Regions from separate parts of the Homo sapiens genome. Here region 1 is linked to region 2. Evidence: chromatin loops called from intact Hi-C (ENCODE). Cell type or tissue: heart right ventricle. All regions are shown on one strand. Links, peaks and the distances in the headings refer to the core of each region. The heading gives the core; the rest is flanking DNA. Region 1 overlaps C1QTNF7-AS1 (C1QTNF7 antisense RNA 1). Region 2 overlaps C1QTNF7-AS1 (C1QTNF7 antisense RNA 1).

The links. Peaks named below come from ENCODE experiments on the same cell type or tissue, not always from the same donor. Only the 100,000 strongest peaks of a DNase experiment are listed, where the experiment ranks them.
Region 1: a loop joins it to region 2, with 2.6 times the contacts of the local background. A loop is called at or near these places in 7 of 110 quality-filtered maps.

Annotation. Positions count from the first base shown.
Region 1 is chr4:15,381,212-15,391,667 of GRCh38, forward strand. All of the region lies in intron 1 of C1QTNF7-AS1 (C1QTNF7 antisense RNA 1), which reads right to left. It also overlaps a transcript of C1QTNF7 not described here. Among named protein-coding and RNA genes, the nearest start is that of C1QTNF7-AS1, 41 kb to the right of the region's middle. In heart right ventricle, for the core only: no CTCF peak of the experiment used is centred there; DNase peaks (open chromatin) are centred at 1,674 and 4,940; H3K27ac peaks cover 3,592 bases.
Region 2 is chr4:15,243,573-15,254,028 of GRCh38, forward strand. The region is part of intron 2 of C1QTNF7-AS1 (C1QTNF7 antisense RNA 1); the gene reads right to left. Among named protein-coding and RNA genes, the nearest start is that of C1QTNF7-AS1, 180 kb to the right of the region's middle. RefSeq lists an enhancer at 9,843-10,032. In heart right ventricle, for the core only: no CTCF peak of the experiment used is centred there; a DNase peak (open chromatin) is centred at 6,552; H3K27ac peaks cover 2,117 bases.

The DNA.
Region 1 (10,456 bases), core at 847-8,846, 140 kb after region 2:
TCAAGACAATCCTGGCTAACACAGTGAAACCCTGTCTCTACCAAAAATACAAAAAATTAGCCAGGCATGGTGGTGGGTGCCTGTAGTCCCAGCTACTCGGGAGGCTGAGGCAGGAGAATGTCGTGAACCTGGGAGGCAGAGCTTGCTGTGAGCAGAGCAGAGATGGCGCCACTGCACTCAAGCCTGGGCAACAGTGTGAGACTCCATCTCAAAAAAAAAAAAAAATTGTGAACATGGAAATATTTTCTTAAAAAGTGAAAAGGGGAAGATAGGAACAAAATTCTTCCTGAAGTAGATAAAATGGGAAAAACATGAGTTTGGGTGCACATATCAAAGTCTGAATTCCAGCTGTGCACTTAATTAGGTATGGGACGTCTCTGGACTACAGGTTCTTCATATTTAAAATAAGAGCAATAGTAGCTACCCATAGAATTTCTTTATAAATAAATAAGATATATAAATTGTTTATATGCCGTATAAAGAGGCTAGCATGAACTAGACATTCAGGAAATGGTAATTCTCTTCTCCCTTGCTTTGCACCTTTTATTCAGCAAGTGCATAATGGAACGCAACTTCATGGAACCCAACTCAGACAGGATTGACAGTTGAAGAACCAACTCTTTAATTGTGAGAAATTAAAACAAATCTACTGAATGGTGTGTAGCCTTTCTCTATCAGTGCATGCCAAGATTCTTTCATTTGGGGCTTCATCACATTATCTTAGCAAACCAGACAAAAATGTCTAAGCAATTTCATTTTCCAAGCTGCATCGTATGTTTCAAAGTGCCATCTGTTTGTAACTTGTTACAAAATAGAGTCAACAGAGCCATTTGGTGACATTTTAAAAAGTGACTTCAGTGTTTGTTTCCAAGGGATATAATTCCCAGAATTTGTGCAATTTGTTCTGTGTCGCTGTGATGTGAAATAAAGCCTTCACAGAGGCTCTCAGCTGTTTCAATACATTATCCTCATCTTAACCCGTGAAGCCAGGTTTCAAATGTGGTTTTCTTTCCATTTTAATTATCTCCCCATGTCACTGTGACCTTTCCAGTCAAAGATTTAAAGCTTGTCACCTCATAGTCACCATTGCAAAATTAAAAAGAGGAAAATCACAAACAAAAAAAAGAGCCTACAGATTTGCATAGCCAAAATCTATTCATTAGCCAAAAACTCATTTCTGCAAGATGATAAAGCAAAAAAAAAAAAATTCTAGAACACAATTCAAAGCCGTGGGTTCTTGTTCACGAATGAATGCTGCAACCTTCAGCAAACTACCATTTAACCTTATTCTCTCTCTTTCCTTACCTGGAAAAAAGAATTAACATACCTGTCCCACCCATCTCACCTGGTCAATATGTAGATTGTTGAGATAATGCATTAGAAGCCCCATTCAAAACAATGCATGATATACTCAGGCCTATTTTGGTATTTCCTATCTATTGTAGTACAGTTTGCATCATATTGTTACACATGATGAATCCCATACCCTTCTCAAACTCCCATCTGATTTGTCTCCTTATTTTTACAGCCAGACTTTCTTAAAAAAAGCCACTGCTCTTGCTTCACTGTTTCCCTTCCATACTGTTAATCTAACCTTAGTTGATTCTTCCTGGATCCTACTTGATTCCAGCTGTTCGGACTAAGTATCCAGCTCTCGGCAGGCTCACCACATTTCCTGGCCCAAGTGCCGCCAAAGTCATTACATGTTCATTGAACAAATACTTATTAGTGCTTACCAAATCGGAGGTGATCAAAACAGACAAAAATCCCTGCCCTCTTACAGAAAACATTTTATTTCTCCAGACTTAGGAGCCTAAGCATGCTGATAAGGACACTCAAATGTCAACAATCCAACGTCATGCCCTCTCCTCTCACTGAGCAACTTCACCTAAGCCTTTCTTGATGTCTCTGTGCTGTACCCACATGTACTCAGGAACTCCAAGGCAGCAGACACTATGCAAACCATGGACCCTAATGTTGTCCTTCTTGGCAATGGTAATATTTGTGTGACAAATGCAATCTCTTATCTTCCCCCAATCCCCCCAAATGATAATTTTCATGCAGCCAGAGTGTTGCTAGGTTCAGGGCAGAGGGAGGTAGAGAGAAAGCCACTTCCCTATGTTGATTCACATGGCCCCCAAAATGGTTACGCTAATACCAACAGACTTAAGCCTTTCCTAGAAATGCCCTCCTGAAAAATTTTCCTGGAAGCATTCCTTTCAGTATCTGATACAACTCTCTCCATAAAGGCTCAAAACCAGTCACTAGGCAGAAAACAAAAACAATTTATATCCTCCATTGTCCGGTACTTGTGCATACTCATCCCACACACCTTTCACTTGCAATGGCCAATCTCCAACTCCTAGCTGGCCTTAGCCAGAACACTGTAGAAACCAATGAAATTTAGGAAATTTACCTAAGGCTTTGTACCTTCAAATTGTTATTGTTCAGAAATAGTCATTCCCACCTACTCCCAACCACAGAATACTAGGCACAGTTGAATGCTTTCAGGTAGCAACGTCTGTAGTATCTTTGGAAAGGGCTGATTTGCTTTCTTCACCCCTTGCTAGTCTTGAAACATGCCTTTAACCTGCCAGGTCCACCTTCCTTGGAAGGACAGAGATGCATGGTGTTAGAGGTGGCTATGGGAGCCAAGTCAAGGTTATTTCAGAATGGACAAAAATTGAACATTTGTGTAGGTTAAAAGCAACCAGCCAGTGGTAGAAATGGAGGCTATCAGAGAATGAGAGAAGGTAGTTAGACCAGGTAATCTTGGAGAGGAAAGAGATGGATCAAAACAACCACCCAGGTGGAGGACTTGGTCTTGAACAAGCATGGATCCTGACTCACAGCTGTGTCCACTGAGGCAGGTGAGAAGCAAGTGAAGATGGGTAGGAATTTGAATAAATTGGGGATAGTAGGGAAATTGAGATGACTATGATAATGTTTTTCTCTAGGAGGTTGAACCTGGGATCATTGCTTAAGATAAAGACAGTGAGCTGATTAAATGAGTGCTGAGAGCTCCCAGGCCAGTGCTTGTCATAGAGTAAGCACTAGAAAGGAAGTATATATTCACTTCTGTCCTCCTTGACAGATTGAAATGATAGCAATTGTTTATTTACAAAGGATCTCATCTAAAAACAGCCCATGACACCATGCATATATTTTGCCTTTCAAGTGAAACACAAATACAGCTTTTTTTTTTATTTTAAACCCTAAACTATAATGACTTCTCTAAGCTCATCTCAGCTTTGAAAATAACTTGGCCCAGGTATATACTATTTGAGAAGACCTCTGACCACACATATTCTCTTTCTATGACCCCTGAGTCTAGAGAATGTTCTGGAGCCTCACCAGCAAAGAGGTGTGTGCAGGAAGAAAACTGAATTCCGGAGCTTTTCTGTTCAGTGTTATAGAAATGGTTCAAGACATGACAAATGAAAGGGAGTTAATCTAAACCATAGACCATTTTTATACTTGGCCTGTGAAACTTTTTGTAAGCATAAACTTTACTGGGCCAGATCAGGCTCTTATCTCCAAATGTTTCCGATTTTGACTGTCTTCCTTTAATTATTTGAAATCATAAGGGTTGGTTTGGGGAGGCAGCTGGCAGGCAGACCAGAGCAAGTAGTGGCCTCCGGGGAGTGGGGTTGCAGGATTCTCTTCCACCTTGCCCTATCAGCCCTCACCAGCACCATAGCAGGGAGAAGCAAGAGCAGGATTGGACAGACCCAGGATCAGCCAGTGTTTCAGGGCTCCCAAGAAGGGCATTCTCTTGTGAGAACAAGGGTTAGGAGCTTGCGATTTCTTGAACACTGGTTCTCTCCTTCTCTTTCTCTCTTTTTCTGTCTGTCTTCCCAAGCTCTTGTAAATAAGTACTGGTCTCTTTGACTTGTTTTTTAGGAATTCTAGTTACCCGCAAGACCAGCACAGTAACAGAGAGGCAGAACTAAGCGCTCACCAAGTACCTGGCACTATTGTGGGTGCTTGGGACAGAGCTGTGATCAAAACAGACAAAGTCCCTCCCTTTAGCCCCTTAGAGTCCACTTGAGGGGTGACAGACAAAGAAAACACAAAGACGTACATGTCAGAAGGACCACAGAAAAGGAAGTGACATAGAGACAGAAAAGTGTAGACAGGTGGGTCAGATAAGGCTGGGAGCCATGGGAAGCCAATGTTGGAGCAGAGATATAAGCCACATCAGCCTCTGGGAGAACAGCATTCTCAGCTGAGGAGTGACAAGGAGGACAGAAGGCAGGATGGACTGTGCTTGGTTTGTTTCAGGAACAACAAAGATGCCAGGGTGGCTGGAAAGGATCCCATGAGGCAGAGACTTGAGGTCAGAAGGCAGTGGGAGGGGGATCATCTAAGGTCTTGAAAACACTTTGAGATCTATCCTGGGAGAGGTGGGAAGCTACTGCAGGGTTTTCAACAGAAGAGTGACTGACAGATCTGAAAGTCCACTCCGATCTGAAAGTCCACTCCGATTGCTATTTGGAAAATGCACTGTCAGCAGGCAAGGCAAGGTGGATTATACTATCCCCACTCCAGTTCTCAGTACCCTGGCTGGGCAATTTCAACAAGAGCGGGCTCGCTTGGTGAAGAATTCACAGGTAAAAATAAAATAGACACACACCGAAAGTTTAACAACCACCTTCATTACGGCTTATATATTACATTAGATTACTCTGTTTGAAGACAGACAAATCACATCATAACACGATAATAAAATGAAATTAATTTCACTAAGGACAGTTCTATTTGTAGCATTTTGTTTCGCCAGCCAGAAAAACTCAAATACCAGACTGTTATGCTCAAAAACCAGACCTGGAAGCCAAAACCAAAAGCTGTCTATTCTCCTTCCTTTTCCTTGGACCTGCCTCTCCTGGCAGAGTGCTGTCCCTCAGAGAGCAGGGAGGATGTCCGCATCCCAGCCCGGCTCCACAGGGTTCTGGGCTCCTACTCAGGAGTTTGTGGCCAAAGCTCCAGATGGCACACACTGTTCCTTTCCCTGGCCTTGTCTCTCATGCATGGAGCTTTTGAGGGGACCATGGAGGAGGCTAGTACAGAAACTAGCTCATTGAAGTCTTAGATACAAGAGGTCATGGGTCCCAACCAAATATTATTTGTCAACATTTATGGCTTTTATTTCATTTTTTCATCCAACAAATGCAGGTCCCTAATAGGCACCAGACACTGTTCTGGTTGCTCAGCACTCAGCAACGAAAAGTGCAGACAAAAATACCTGCCCTCGTGGAGCTTATATTTTATGGGGAAGACAGATGATAAAAAAAGAAATACATAAAACACGTGTACCTTAGATGACCATACAAGTCATGGAGAAAACAAAGAAAAGGGGGTGTGGAATGGTTTGGTCTGCAATTTTAAAGAGAGTGGTCAAAAGAGGCTTCATGGGCAAAGTGAAATTTGAGTATAAATCTGGAAGAGGTGGAAGAGCAAGACGATGCTATAGATGGGTATAGGTGGAGTCATAGCCACACACATCTGAGGGAAAGGCTTTCTAGGCAGGAAGAACAGTGTGTGAAAATGTCCCATGGCAGGAGCATGCACAGCAGGCTTGAGGAGTGGCACAGAGATAGGGTGGCCAGAGTTGAAGAAGTAGAATATGATGTAGACTGGTTGGGAGAGGCAGGCCACGGAAGGCCTCCTGGCTCACTCTAAGCCTTTAGCTTTTATTCAGAGTAAGAAGGGAAGCCATTAGAGAGTCCTACCAGGAGGGCTCTGTCTGCTGAGTGGCTTCTACAAGGGCAGGAGCAGGAAAACCAGATAGCGACTGTTTCAATCATTCAGGCAGAAGACAGCGTTGAAAGGAAGGAAGGTGGCAGCAGTAGGTATGGGGAGAAATGCTGAGACACTTGAGGTGATGTTTATGGGAAACCAAAGGATTTGTTAATGTACAATTTGCAGGAAAAGGAGAATCAAAGGGGACTCCAAGTTATTTGGCCTGAGCATCCGAAAGAATTTGCTACCAATTATTGAGACGAGGAAGTGTGTGGGGGACAGGTTGAGAGAGAGCAAGAGAAGGTGCTGGATGAGCTGGGTTCATGAAGCCAATCAGACATGCATGTGGAGGTGTCTAGCAGGTAGCTGAATGTGAGTGTGGCATTCAGGAGGGAGGTCTGGGCTAGAAATAGACATTACAAGCCATGTGGCTAGACAAGATCACCAAGGGAGAGTGCAGGTGGAGAAGTAAAGGTATTCCAAGATTGAACCTAGGCTTCCAATATTTGCCAGATTCAGAAGAGAAAGAGGATCTGGAAAAAAGGGCAATGAGGAGTCTGAGGGGCAAGAGGAAAACCAAGAGACAGTGGTTTCTGAAGGACAAGAGAAGAAAGAGGGAGAAGCAAGGGGGATTCCAGTGACTAGTGGGACAGAAGCCTGATGGGGTGGCTTTCAGAAAGAATGAGAGGAATGCAATTGTAGAGAGTGAATAGAAATCCTTTATTCAAGGACTTTGAGATGAAAGGGAACAGTGAAATAAGGTAGTGTCTGAAAAGAGAAGTGGTAGTATATACAGTAATATCTATGCTATAAACAGTAATATATATCACTGCATATATTTAATTTACATATCTAATTTTACATACACGACTAGATTACTATATCTGTATATATTACATATATATAGATATACAGATATATACATTATCCTTCAAAGAGAAGGAAATGTATGCAGGACAGAGAGGAGAACTGCTCTAGTGATGTCATGAAGTAAGGGAGAAGAGGAGAGAAGATGGTATCCAGGGCACAGGTGCAAGGTTGACCTTGGACGGAGGCACTAACCATTCATTCTTACTGAAGAGGAAAGGCCAAACACACCAGCATTATGCAATGTAAAAGGCATATCTATGCAGTGGTGGGAGATTGTATATCTTCTGATTACTTCTCTTTTCTCAATAAAATGGGAAATAAAGCCATTCATTGAAAGTAACCAGGAGAGAAGAGGTGCCAGAGGTTTAAAGATAGAGAAGAAGATATGAAATGGTTATAAAGGAGAGTTGGATGTAAAGAAATATGAGAATGTAGTATCATTGATATGCAACATTAATTAAGGACTATTTTGAGGTGAACCATCATATGTTGAGATGGAGAGCAGTCGACATGCTTGTGTGTTTTCCTCCCGTCCATCCAGCCAGAATGGTGGATTAGCCAAATAAGTTACAACATAAAGAGGGGCCAAGGAGTCAAGTATGTGTTCAGAGAGCAATTAGACTCTAAGCAGAGTAAGGACAGAGGTGAACATGAATAAGGTACAAATTAAAGGTACAGTGTGCAAGTGAAGTCAAGGAGTCATGGGATTTGGGATACACATGAACAGAAAGGATAGAAATGGTGGCAGGACAGTGGGGAGCTTGAATTTGAATTTGTGAAGGTGCTGTAGTTATTGGTAATGACAAGGTCAATGATATGATCATGTAGGTAAGAGGCTGTGGTGGAGAGGAAGACAAGACCGTTGGAAGAAAAAAGGTTCAGGAACTGTGAGACCAGGATATGTGATGAGTCTTCCAAGTAGACACTGAAATCACTGAGAGTTATGACAGTAATGTTGGAGAAAGTGACAGGGGATCAGGAGCTGAAATCTCCAAGAAATGAGGAAGGTGGTATAATTAGTAGATGGCATCATCCAGGAGGACTAGTGAGTGGTGTAGACAGAGGACATGAGATTCACCTCTGGAGGATGGATGGTCTGGAAAGAGCAAGGAGGAGCAGGGAGGTCACCCATATCACCTCCAGGCTCAGTGAAATGAGGAATGAAGGGTTGAAAACAGCCTCCACCTGGTGGGGTGCAGGAGAGGAGGTGTCCTCAGGGGAGAGCAAAGCTTCAGTCAGGACAAGAAGGTAAAGGACATTCAGAGGGATGGTGAGGATACAGGGGACTTTGCTGATGAGCGGCCTTGAGTTTTAAGGGGCAGTAGGGATGGCCTTCTGAAATCAGGAAGGGGTTGGAGATAAGCCAGGAAGTAGCCATAGGAGATGAAAGTCCACAGGATGAACAGTGACCAGGGGAGTTTTGAAGAGCATGAACTGGGGAGAAGGGTGTGATGAGAGCCCCCAGTGGCCTAAAGGCAGGGCATGCTGGTGAGGCTGTAAGTGGGAGGCAGGAGTGAGTTGGGGTCTACACAAACCATGACAGGTCTGTGGCTTCTCTTCACTCCTGTGCATGATGATTGGAGGTAGGAAAATGAGGAGTCTTTTTATTTTTTTAGATGGAATTTTGCTCTTGTTGCCCAAGCTGGAGTACAACGGTGCCATCACGTCTCACTTCAACCTCCGTCTCCCAGGTTCAAGCGATTCTCCTGCCTCAGCTTCCCAAGTAGCTGGGATTACAGGTGCACACCACCACACCCGGCTAATTTTGTATTTTTAGTAGAGACAGGGTTTCACCATGTTGGTCAGGCTGGTCTCAAACTCCTGACCTCACGTGATCCACCTACCTCGGCCTCCCAAAGTGCTCGGATTACAGGTGTGAGCCACCTCACCCAGCCCAAAATGAGAAGTCTTGTGTGGAGCACCCAGAAATCTCTAGGGTGCCTTCCTTGATCCCCTAGAGATTTTCATAAACTGTCTTGAGAGGCACAGGTGCATTGGTAACACTGGATTATAAAATGTGAGTAGGTCAGGGGGCAGGAAATGAGGCTCACACCGTCAGCAGGGCAGGTTATGGAGAACTGTGCATCGTGTTAAAGACTTCTTCATTAATCCCACAAATCAGGGTTATTAGTCTGTGATGTGAGAGAGGTCCTTTGATATTATGAAGATTATGGACTCTCTTCTACTCCCACATAATCCTACACAACCATTATGCCTATAATTTCAGGGAAGGGAGGAATTTGTCCGCTGTATACAAGACTATTCAACCAGAGAAACAGATGAGTAGGAAATATATATTAAGAGGCATATTGCAGGGATTCGGATTATGCAGATGTAGGGGCTGGCTACAAGTCTAAAATCTGTAGGGGAGTCCTCCAGGAAGGGTAGGCTGGAACACTAAGGAAGGAGCTGATGCTTCGGTCCACAGGAAAGCCACAGCTCTGCTCTTCAATCCTTTCGACTGATTGAATTGAGGCACCTAAATTATCTAGGAAAACTTTACTTACCATCAACAGATTATTGAATTTAACCACATCTACAAAATGTCTTTACAGCAAAACCCAGAGTGTTTGATGAATAACTAGGGACTGAAGCCTAGCCAAGTTAATGCAAAAAACTGACCATGAAATCAGTGTATTTCCTAAAACCTACAGATCTATGGCTGGGAGTTCCTTTTGTGAGCAGAGGAGGAGCCCATGAAACATTAAGGAAGAAAAGCGAGATGGTCCACCTTGCATTTCAGAAAGATCAGATCTTCAAGATTAGGTGGTAAGAAATCTTAGTAAAGAATCTGAACAAACAATACTAAAAATAAAATACAACTTTCTCCAGTGCAAATCCATGTGAATTACAGCTGGTCTCAGTGGAAAATAAAGCAAGCTGGGAAGAACCCCAAAGAAAATTTATTCCAGACTTCCCTGAACACTCAGGAAAGGAATTATTAGTCCAATGTGCAAGAACTTTTAAAGTAATAGATCAAAACTCCCAATAACGTTCTAATCTTCCACTGAATTCATGGTTAATGAATTGACGATGGGCACCTAATCAGTGCCAGCTTGCTCATGAAAACAGAAAAAAAAATAATTAGCCATAGTTCCTGCCACCTCCCACTCTCCCAAAGAGACAGTCTATCTGGGGACTCCATCGGTTAGCACTCTTTCAATTGAAAGCAATGGAACACCCAACTCAAAATGCCTCAAAGCAAGAAAATGGGGAAGGGTGCTTTTGAATGCACATAATTAAAGTCTGGGGGTAGATCTTCTGACTTCATGTTGTGTTGAATCCAGGTGCTCTAAGCATACGGTCTGAACTCTGTCTCCACATCTCTCAGTTCTGCTTGTCTCTGAGGTGGTATGACTGTTGTATGTATGTTGTAACGAGAGACAGTATCACCAGCAACTCCAGGTCTACACCCTAGTAGCTCAGCAATCCCAGTAGAGAAGACTCCTGGACTCCCAGGGTTGAGTAGACTCCTACAGTCCAGTCTCAGTGGACTCACTTAAGTCACCTGCCCTCCCATGAATTAATCACTCTAACTTGAGCCACGGAATATCCTGAAGATGCTGGAGCATGGGTGGGGAGACCCCACCTGAACTGTACGTTTTGAGAGAAGGAGAAGAAAAGGTCTCCAAAGGAAAATTAAGAGGCTATTTCCAAAGAGGGAATTGAGTGTTGGGTAAACAACAAAAGTCAGTGCCCTTTTTTGGGTCATCACCCCTCAAGCCCCAGTGACCAATGCAAACCAGCACAGATCTGAGAATTCCACTGGGCATCCTGCCCTAATGCGAGTCCCAGTGCCCTATCTCCAAAGGGGGAGTAAAAACAACACTTGTTATTAACGTGT
Region 2 (10,456 bases), core at 1,696-9,695:
ACACATTTTTCCCGTGATCAAAATTCTGGGGCTACACATTTGCTCCCTGGTTTGACATATCTCTGCTCCCACACATCACCGGGTTTCTGGCTTTAACAGCAGGGGCCATAATTCAGGCACCCATTAGGCACCAGGCATTGTGGCAGGCACTGTGTTTACATTCTCTGTAACTTCACCACAACCTCCAAGTCTGGGATTCCTATCCTTAAGTTGTTAATGCGGAAACTAAAGTAAAGCAGGATTAAGAAATAAGCCCGAAACATCCCAGCTAGTAACTGTCAAGGCTGGCATGTGAATGTAGGTGTGCTGATCTGTTTTGTGTTGCTATAAAGAAATACCTGGGCTGGCCACGGTGGCTCTTGCCTGTAGTCCCAGCACTTTGGGAGGCCGAGGTGGGTGGATCACTTAAGGTCAGGAGTTTGAGACCCGCCCGGACAACATGGTGAAACCCCATCTCTACTAAAAATACAAAAATTAGCCAGGCGTGGTGGCGGGCACCTGTAATCCTAGCTACGTGGGAGGCTGAGGCAGGAGAATCACTTGAACCTGGGAGGCGGAGGTTGGAGTGAGCCGAGATCACGCCACTATATTCCACAGCCTGGGTGACAGAGCAAGACTGTCTCAAAAAAAAAAAGATAATAAAATAAAAATAAGTAAATAAATACCTGATACTGGGTAATTTATTTTAAAAAGAGGTTTATTAGCCTCACGTTTCTGCAGGCTGTACAAGAAGCATGGCTCCAGAACTTGGTTGGTTTCCAGTGAGAGCCTCCAGAACTTGCTTGGTTTCCAGTGACAGCCTCAGGAAGCTTTTACTTATAGCAGAAGGCAAGGGGAGCAGGTGTGTCACATGGCAAGAGAGGAAGCAAGAGAGAAGGGAGGGGGTGCCAGGCTTGTTTTTAACAATCAGTGAACTAATAGAGTAAGAACTCCCTCATTACTGTGAGAAAGTCACTAAGCTATTCATGAGTGTCTGCCCCATGACTCAAACACCTCCCGCAAAGGGCGCACCTCCAACACTGGGGATCAAATTTCAACATGAGATTTGGAAGGGACAAACATCCAAACTATATCAGCACATGTGGCCAGTCATGAGTTTTTGTTTTGGCATGTTGCCTCTCATCTGCCAGAATCCCTAGAATCTCATCTGCCAGAATCCCCAGGTAATCATCCTGTCCAAAAGCCTATTGGGTCCTTGCCACATTTCAGTCAATGTGTCTGGTCAAGGGATAAGGTCAAGGTTGGCAGGGAGTCATGTGCTGCCGATCCCTAGTCTGGTTCTTTGTTTAAAACTCCCACCAGCTCCTTTGGTTTCCCTTACCTCAACCACCACCATGTACCCAAATCTATGTGCCAAATAGGTTTTAAAGCCCCCTGATCATAAACCTTAAAAAGTAAGCCTTTCTATGCACATGTTGAACTGCTTCATGTTGAACTGCCCTCCCCACTTCATTTATCCCATCTGATTGCAGTCTGCTTCCCCCTCCTTGCTACTAGCCTGACCGGGTCATTCATCAGTTCTTGTGCTTCTTTCTCTTTAGAGATGTGGTGCTTCTTCTACTCTTCCAGGTTCAACTCTGACTCCCCTCCAACTGTCCTGGGTGAAACCCCCTCCCTTGCTGACTCATCCCCAAGGCCCTCCCACTCCAGGCCACCCTCACAGATGCTTATCTGCCTGGGCTGGTTCTTAAAATCCATAATCAACGGCCAGATAATTTAATCCTACAAAGTGATTGGCAAATGTGACAGTCCAGGTCCTCCCAGGGACAGGTAACAAGACAGGGTTAAACATGTAAGGACTGTATTGGAGAAATGCCTGTGTAAGAGAGAAAATGATGGGAGCTGGGAAGGTTAGGAGGTCATCAGAACATGATAAGAATCTGACTCAAGCGAAGGAGAGAGGGAGAGGAGGTTGGGGGTAGGGGAAACATCACAGACTGCCTGTCATGCAGTCAAAAGAGGGTTCAGCAAAGCCATCGCGGAGTCCTTGAGAAAAAGCTGCTCACCCAGAGGGATCCCTTAGTCTACTTAGTGTCTGCACCAGGCTCTTCCTTGCCAGGAGCTACCCATGGGAGACACAGCCTTGGTACAAACACCACAGTGGATTTCAAAGCCCAGCAGCTGACTCTGCTGTCTGTGGTGGGGGGTCTGGAGGCAATGCTCATGGCCACCATGGTAGGCCACTTCATGCCAGATGGAAAGGTTGTCATGGGGGAGTCTATTCATTTATTCAGCAAATCATGTATGGAGCATCTCTATGCCAGGTGCTGTGCTAAGATTAAAAATCAAGGCCAGTTTTCTATGCCAGGCTACAAAATAGATTTTTCTGGGGTAGCTGCTCACTGATACTCTCATCAACCTCCTGAAAAAAATGTGCATTACTCCAAGGCCACTAGGATTTGCCCTCTCTTTCTTTAACCTCTGTGAAAGACAATCCTGCTTAGGAGTACAGAACATGGGCTATTTGATAGAGTGATACAGCAAGGTGGCTTGCATTGGGATGCAGTGGTTTCAGAGCAATTCCATGTCACTCAGAGGATCCCTGGGAAGTGACTCAGGAACATCCTTTGGAATCAAGAGGAAGCCAGTTGGGTTGGACTCCAGATCTACCAACATCACATTAACCAGAATAATTGTCCATTTAATATTTCATATCCTACAATTACAAATAGAAACTATTTTTTTAAAAGAGCATAACACTTTTAGAATTTTAAAGTCCAATTTGCAATGGAGTCAGATGACTCCTTTCTATTTTCCTAGAACTTAGCACAGTGCCTTACATACATTGGCAGTTAGTAATGTTAATACATAAACAAATTAGTGAATGAATGAAGTTAACCCAGTGAATCTGTTCCCAGAATGGCTCTTTTAGACAGTTACTATGTTTCCATTTTGCTGATCACAACTTGATATTCTCAGAGTTTCTATTAACTGGTCATGACAAGAGATTACCCAGAGTGGATACTGAGCTTCAGATCCAGGACATCTGAGTCCAAACTTAGAGCCCTTTGTACTGCACTCCTCTGTAGAGACTGTGTGTTCTAGAGCCTTCTTCAAAATCCCCCACTATATCCATGCAGTGTCTAACTGCAGGCAATATAAGGTTCTAGCATTTCTATCTTTTCATCATTTCTCCCCATTGGCCATTAGCAACAGCTACTCTCCATTCCCAGATACCAGCAAGCTTAAAAATAATCTCCCCTCTGCCTATTTCCACATTCTTCAGAAGGTTTTTAAATGCTTAGAGGATATGTGCTCTCAGGTATAGGCCTGGAGCAAGGAAACTTCAACTCCCCCTTTGGTTCTCTTTTTATGAAGTTTTCTCTGTACTTAGGAACATGCACCATGCCATAACAGAATTAAAACCTTAGATCTCTGTTTATAAAGATACAAGAGATAACCTAGTGAACAAGATGTGTTTTTTGTTTTTTGTTTTGGTGTGGCTCTTGCAGAAAATAAATTCCTTTCTTGGCGCTTGCTGAAAGTTTGGACTGTGTGTTTGATGTGAAATTTATATGGAAGCAAAACCTTGGACAATTAAGCCAGCTTGGAATGTTGAAAATGACAATAATAAAAGCTATTCTCTCTGGGGTCTGGTTGCTGTGCTAGGCCTCCATAAACATTATCTCATTTAATCTTCCAACTGCCCTAATGAGAGCTACAATTAATATCCTTGCTTTACAAATGAGAGAACCCAGTTACAGCTTAGATGAGTAATTTGGCAAAGGAAATACAGCTAGTATTAAAGTAATGAATGAAGCATGTAATGTAGCTGACATGTAAATCTTAGTGTAGCACATTTGAAAACAAGTGCTATGTAAATACATAAATTATTTATTTATATGTCATAGAATTAGTATTAAGAGCAGGAATATTGATGTTAATGTATTTTTTTAATTTTTTGATTAATCAGATATAGGCTGTTAATAGCAATAAGGGTATTAGTCAATATGTCACATTCATTGGGTTACAAAATAGTTTTTAAAAGCCAACCTTGGAAATCTCATTAGAGTCCCCTGGTTTCCCAGTTTCTGAAAGTTTTCTATATTAGAGTGATCCAAATGCTGACATGATTAATGATTACATTTTCATAAGCCTCAGTTCCCACATTTGTTGTAGTTCTTCTACCAAATCCACAAGATTCTTTGACAGCTTTGCAAACATTCTTAAAAAATGTTTGTCCATAAACAGTAATAACAAAAACTCCACTCTCAAGATGCACTGATGGCAGAATGTCTAGTCTATAGAGCACAGTTCCTCATCAGCGCTCTGGTCCAGATTCCTCAAGGCAGTTGTTACTAACAATTGCTTCAGTTACTCTTAAAAGAACACACTGTATTCTTCCGAGTGTGCTAATATACATTTACACCAGAGTGGTGTTTCATTTAGATTTAGTTATAAAAATTGATTTATGTATTTGTGTCTTCTTGTATGCCCATGAAGAGGAACAAATCAAAACATCCCATTAAAGATTCCTCCACTCCAGGGTACAAGCAAGACTCCTATGGAAGACAACGCCCATTAATAATGAATTCATGTTTAAAAAATTTACAAAGCACGCAAAGATAGCAACTGTTAAAAGAAAGAGCCATTAAATTCAGTAAATAGGATAATTTATATCGAAACTACTCATGGTCATAGGGTAATCTGAAAAGAACATTAGTATAAGTAAAGCATGTTGGAAATATCCAAATGGATAAAGAAGAGAATAAGATAAAAACATTACTTTTTTTAATTAAAAAAAGCAAGTAGATTTGACAATGAACCAAACAAATCTAGAACTGAAGAATTATGGTATGTGAATTAAAAACCCATTAGACGATAGACTAGACAATTAAAAAGAAAATTTCAAAACTGTGGAATAAATATGGGAAAGTTATATCCAGTAGCACAAAAAGATATAAGGAGATGGAAAATAGAAATGTGAAGTTAAGAGATACAAAGGCGAGAAGGACAGGATGAACAGATATCTAACGGGAGTAACGGATGTTGAGAAGTGAGACATTAAGGAGAGCAACAGTGAGAGAAATATTGGGATATTTCCCAAAATTCAAAAAAAAGAATCTTCATATTTAAACAGAAAAGCATACTCCTAAGTAGGATGAATGTAAATAACTTGCAACTAATCATGTAATATTGAAATTACATAGTTGAGGATAAAAGGAAAATCCTGGAATCACGAGACAGGAAAGTTGAATGACCTTCAAGCATCATATGGAGAAACTGGCATCTCCTCAGAAACGACAGATAATAGAAAAGATCCAACCTTTTCCAAAGTGCTGAAGAGTAAGAAAAACTCCACCAATCTAGCTTTTATTCAGGAGTAGGAGTGGCATTGAGATACTCTCAGATCGAGACACTTGCTGAAAAACTTACAAAAGGATGCAACTCAGTGCATCAGTTAGCAGTACTTTTGCTACAATTTTGGAAAATCTAACCAACAGTAAATTACACAGGTAGGCTATTTTTCTTCTCTAACAAGAAGTCTATAAGTTGACTGAGCTGTTGATTCACTTATTCATCATTCACCCAACAAGTATTTATTGAGCACCCACTGTCTGTCTCCTGTGTACCTATCATGTATAGCTTATATTCTATCCTGATCATGCTTTTTACAATTGCAACTAACCCCTACCTTTACACTCCCATGCCCTTTACCTTGTTTTACCTTTTTTTTTTTTTACTGCATCTATTTTTTTCTGTATAATTATGTTGTTTATCATGTCTGTTGCTTAATGTCTGTCTCCATCTGCTAAGTTACAACCTTGGGGACAAGAATCTTGGTGCATAAATGAACTGCTAGGTAAATAAAAAAGAAACAAAAATGTTAAATCTGATATGATATTAGAACTAGACTTTCTGAGATTTTCTTGGTCTTATCCTTATGGCTGTCACCTCATGGTGACAAGATGGTGGTTTCAGGCCTATACATCAAAAGAAACAAAAATGTTAAATCTGATATGATATTAGAACTAGACTTTCTGAGATTTTCTTGGTCTTATCCTTATGGCTGTCACCTCATGGTGACAAGATGGTGGTTTCAGGCCTATACATCAGAACTTCATTCAAGGTAGAAAAAAAGGGAAGGGGACAGGGTAGATTCAGCAAATTTCAACTCATTTATCATTGACCAGAATTGTGTCAAATTATTTTTCTAGCTACTAGGAAGGCTGAGAAATCAATTATTTCACTCTGACAGTTTCTATCATGGAGGCAAGAAAATGGGATTGTATTTGGATTTGGAGCTTGGGTGAGTCGACATTTAATAAACCATATTCAATAAGCCATATTCAATAAGAAGAAGTTGGAAGATAAGAGGAAGAAGAGGACCATAAGAAACAAAAAATAACAGTAGAACTATCATATCTCTAAAAGAAAATAAAGTAAGAACTTTTTTGTTTTATATAATATCTGAAAGGTTATTGTTTATCCCTGTAACTCATTATCTGAAGAAAGGGATGATGAACAGGAGGAGGGAGTGCAGAGGAAGAACAAGACAGAAAAGCAGAATGCTGTCGATGATATCATGGCCTGGCCTGCCTCACACAACAGCTGGAAAAGTGGTTTCTTCTCAAACCTCTTTCCTCCCCCCAAAACTTGAATTTGTTCCCAATAGGCCCCTAATTAGCAATAGGCAAAGGAATCCCTCCTCCTAGTTCTAGATAAAACTGTTTTCCTTGTGTGTCAGGGGCATAGCCGTCTTGGGACAAAAAAGGAAATAACTGGCAGTTGGAATGGAAGACAGAAAGCCATCTGGCCAGATGTCTAGAGTTTACACTGTTCCCTTCAGGGGTGCTGAGAGACTGTGGAATGTGGTTTGGCATCACTCATGAGTGAAGAGGCTGCAGCCGTCATTTGGGTTTTACATTTAATGGCTCTTAGGAAATATATTTAAAAGTATATACACCTACTGACCACTCATACCTATGGGTACCCAGGAACTGGGCTGTATCAGTGCTTCTTCTATTTGTCAACATGGCATGGAGATGTTACTTTTTTTTTTTTTTTTTTTTTTTTTTGAGATGGAGTCTTACTATGTCGCCAGGCTGGAGTGCAGTGGCGCAATCTCGGCTCACTGAAACTGCAAATGCCTCCCGGGTTCAAGCTATTCTCCTGCCTCAGCCACTCGAGTAGCTGGCATTACAGGCACACGCCACCACACCCAGCTACTTTTTTTTTTTTTTTTTTTTTTTTTTTTGTATTTTTAGTAGAGACAGGGTTTCACCATGTTGGCCGGGATGGCCTCGATCTCCTGACCTTGCGATCCACCCGCCTTGACCTCCCAAAGTGATGGGATTACAGGTGTGAGCCACAGCGCCCTGCTGAGATGTTACTTTCTTAATAGGGCTTATTAAAAGTCTGCTTTTAAAAGAAAGAAGTTTGAAATGTGTCTTGCCAGGAGGAGAAGGTTGCTTGATGTTTGGTGACTCAATTTGGACACAGACTTAAACCCTTTCTCTGTGTCTGCCATGACACGCTCTCCCTGTCTGACGGCTCTGACAGTCTAATTCTAGCCTATACCAGGATGAATGGAAAAGGGGCTTGGAAGGGAGAAAAGGTCTGCACCCTATTTAAGATGGCTTAGTTTGAAAGCAAGTCACTACAAAACTTAGATGAAAATGCACTGACAATAGAAAGAATCCCACATCAAAGCCAAACAGTGATAGAGTATTAGTCCATTTTCACACTGCTGTAAAGAAATACAGAGTTCCCACTGTAGGATGACTTCTGTCATTTAGATAAAGGGAATCTAGTGCCCTAGACCACAAAGCATCTCCCTATTTAATGACTTAGTGAGGAAAAATAAGGCCAATTAGGAAATTACCTAGAACTAAGTCTTCAAAAGAAAAGACACTAAAACTGCCACTCCTGACAGATTGGCATGGCTCTGATGGCTTAGTGGATGGCTTACCCAGAGACTGGGAAATCTATTAACAAAAGAAGTTTAATGGACTCACAGTTCCTCATGGCTGGGGAAGCCTTAGGAAACTTACAATCATGGCAGAAGGTGAAGGGGAAGAAAGCCTGAACCTTCTCACATGGCGGCAAGAAAGAGAGGAAGGAGCAAAGTGGAAAGAGCACCTTATAAAATCATCAGGTCTCCTGAGAACTCACTCACTATCATGAGAATAACATGGAGGATATCGCCCCCGTGATCCAATCCCCTCCCACCAGGTCTCTCCCTAGACACGTGGGGATTATGGAGATTACAATTCAAAATGAGATTTGGGTGTAGATACAGCCAAACCATATCAGAGAGCATGGAGACAGAGATGGGCTCTGGTTGCTGCTGGGCAGAGCCATGCCAATCTGACAGTAGTGGCAGTTTTGGTGTCTTTTCCTTTGAAAACTTGGTTCTAGGTAATTTCCTAATTGGCCCTATTTTTCCTCACTAAGTCATTAAGTAGGGAGATGCTTTGTGGTCTAGGGCACTAGATTCTCTTTATCTAAACGACAGAAGTCATCCTACGGTGGGAACTCTGGGTTGCCTGTTATTCCATCCAGAATCCCCTCTTTCTGAAAGTTGTTTTTGGCAGCCGGGGTCTATCTCTGCCCTCCTGAGCATTCTATTAAGTTTGCTGCTGTTTTTCTATTAAACCTAAAGAATAGTCATTCTGTCTCCACACAGTCCCCTTCAAAGAAGAAAAAGATGAGATATTACAGCAGCAGATATTACAGATATTACATGCAATGGTAAAAGGGGCAAGCCCTTGAAACAAGTGAGATCTAATTTTAAAATCTCATTTCTGAATGTTTCTTCATTGGCAAAATAAGGATAAGACTCATAGTGCAGTGTTATTATGAAGACTAAAGATACTGTATGTAATATTCTCAGCACAGTGCCCTGTATACAACAGAGGCTTAAAAAATTGCTCCTACATATTCTTATGCTTATTTTACTGGGCTATACTGTTTCTCAATAGATTTTCTCTCTCTCTCTCTCTCTCACACACACACACACACCCACATACACATACATGTGTGCACACACACACACACTACTGCTGAATTTCCAGGTCATATTTGGCAGACTAGTTAAGGAAGCACTGTGTACATGTTAGCTACCTTGGACCTTGAGTTGCTGCCAGGTTTTATGCTACAGAAAATGTAGTGTGGCTGGAAATGTAGCTCTACTGAAAACTGACCAACCCTGTGTAATATATCCATTTGTTTCGTCATAAAGGAAAGAGTAATGGACTAAAAGTCTGAGTTCACAGCCTTGCTTCTGCCAACACTGTGTATTATCTTCATATCTAGAACATACATTGCAGTGGGTATCAACCAAGGACTTCACATATAGCACCTCATATAAAGATCCATAAAGGGGAATAGTGTCTTGTCCTCTTTCCCAAAGAGGGAAGACAGATTTCACTAATGGCTGGTGTTGAGAGGAAGAATTTAGTAGTAGCTTCTTGCCCTCAGCAATAGCTTCTTGCAATAGCTCTTATAAGTGGACACAGATCTCCCTGATCCTCAATTGGGTAAGTTTACAAGGAAACCCTTTGCCACTTCCTGGGAGGCAAGTTGTTCTTAGGCTTTACCTGGGACTAGCAAAGAAATTGAATTCAGTGAGACTATTTTAGGGGCCCAGGTGGTTAAAGTTTCACACCATGTTTCTTCAATTCAGCCTTAAGAATAATAAAGCTGAAGTTTTGATCTCCATCTGTGTGATGCTTTTAGCTATCTTTCAAGGGGTTCCAGACATATTTGGGATGACAAGTGCATGATTTAATGGCCCCCTTAAGCCAGAACAACTAATATTTCCATTCCCATTTTAATATATGAAGAATCTGAAGGTCAGCGAAGTTGAGTAACTTGCCCAGGGCTACAGAGATATGGGTCACAAAGGTGGAATTGAACCCAAGCTCTTTTAGCTTCCAAGACTGTGGCCTATCCTCTATGCTAGACCGCCACCTTAAAAAGCAAATGTCCCTTCCTTGAGTTATTTGAATTACAATTTTTCTTTTCACAGCGCAGTTTGGGAAACTCCCCTCTACTGCTTTCAGTTTTCATATCAGCAAAATCAAGAGGTTGAACTAAAAGACCAAGAAAGCTCTCCCAGATGAAAAAGCTTGTGATTCTATGATTTATTTATTTTTTAGTTCGTATTAATTCTCCTTCCATGTTTTCAGTGCTGTGAGTTCCTGAGTTTTAAACTCCAGAAAGCAGATAAAATCATTTCCTAAAATGAAGTGTTACACATTTCATTCAAAGGAAGTGTATAATCTTGTAAAATGTATAGATTAATAAATTAAAAATTAATAAAAACAGCTGATTTTGTTACAGTGGCCATTGAGAATGTACAGGCAAATACTTCTGACTACAGCAACTATCTCCACAGAGGCGGAGTCATCTCAGCGCAAATCAGGAGCATCCTGGAACCCAACTAGAAAATCACTGGAGTATCAGGAATAACATAAGCTTTGGAGTCACAAGGCCTGAATTTGAGTCTCAG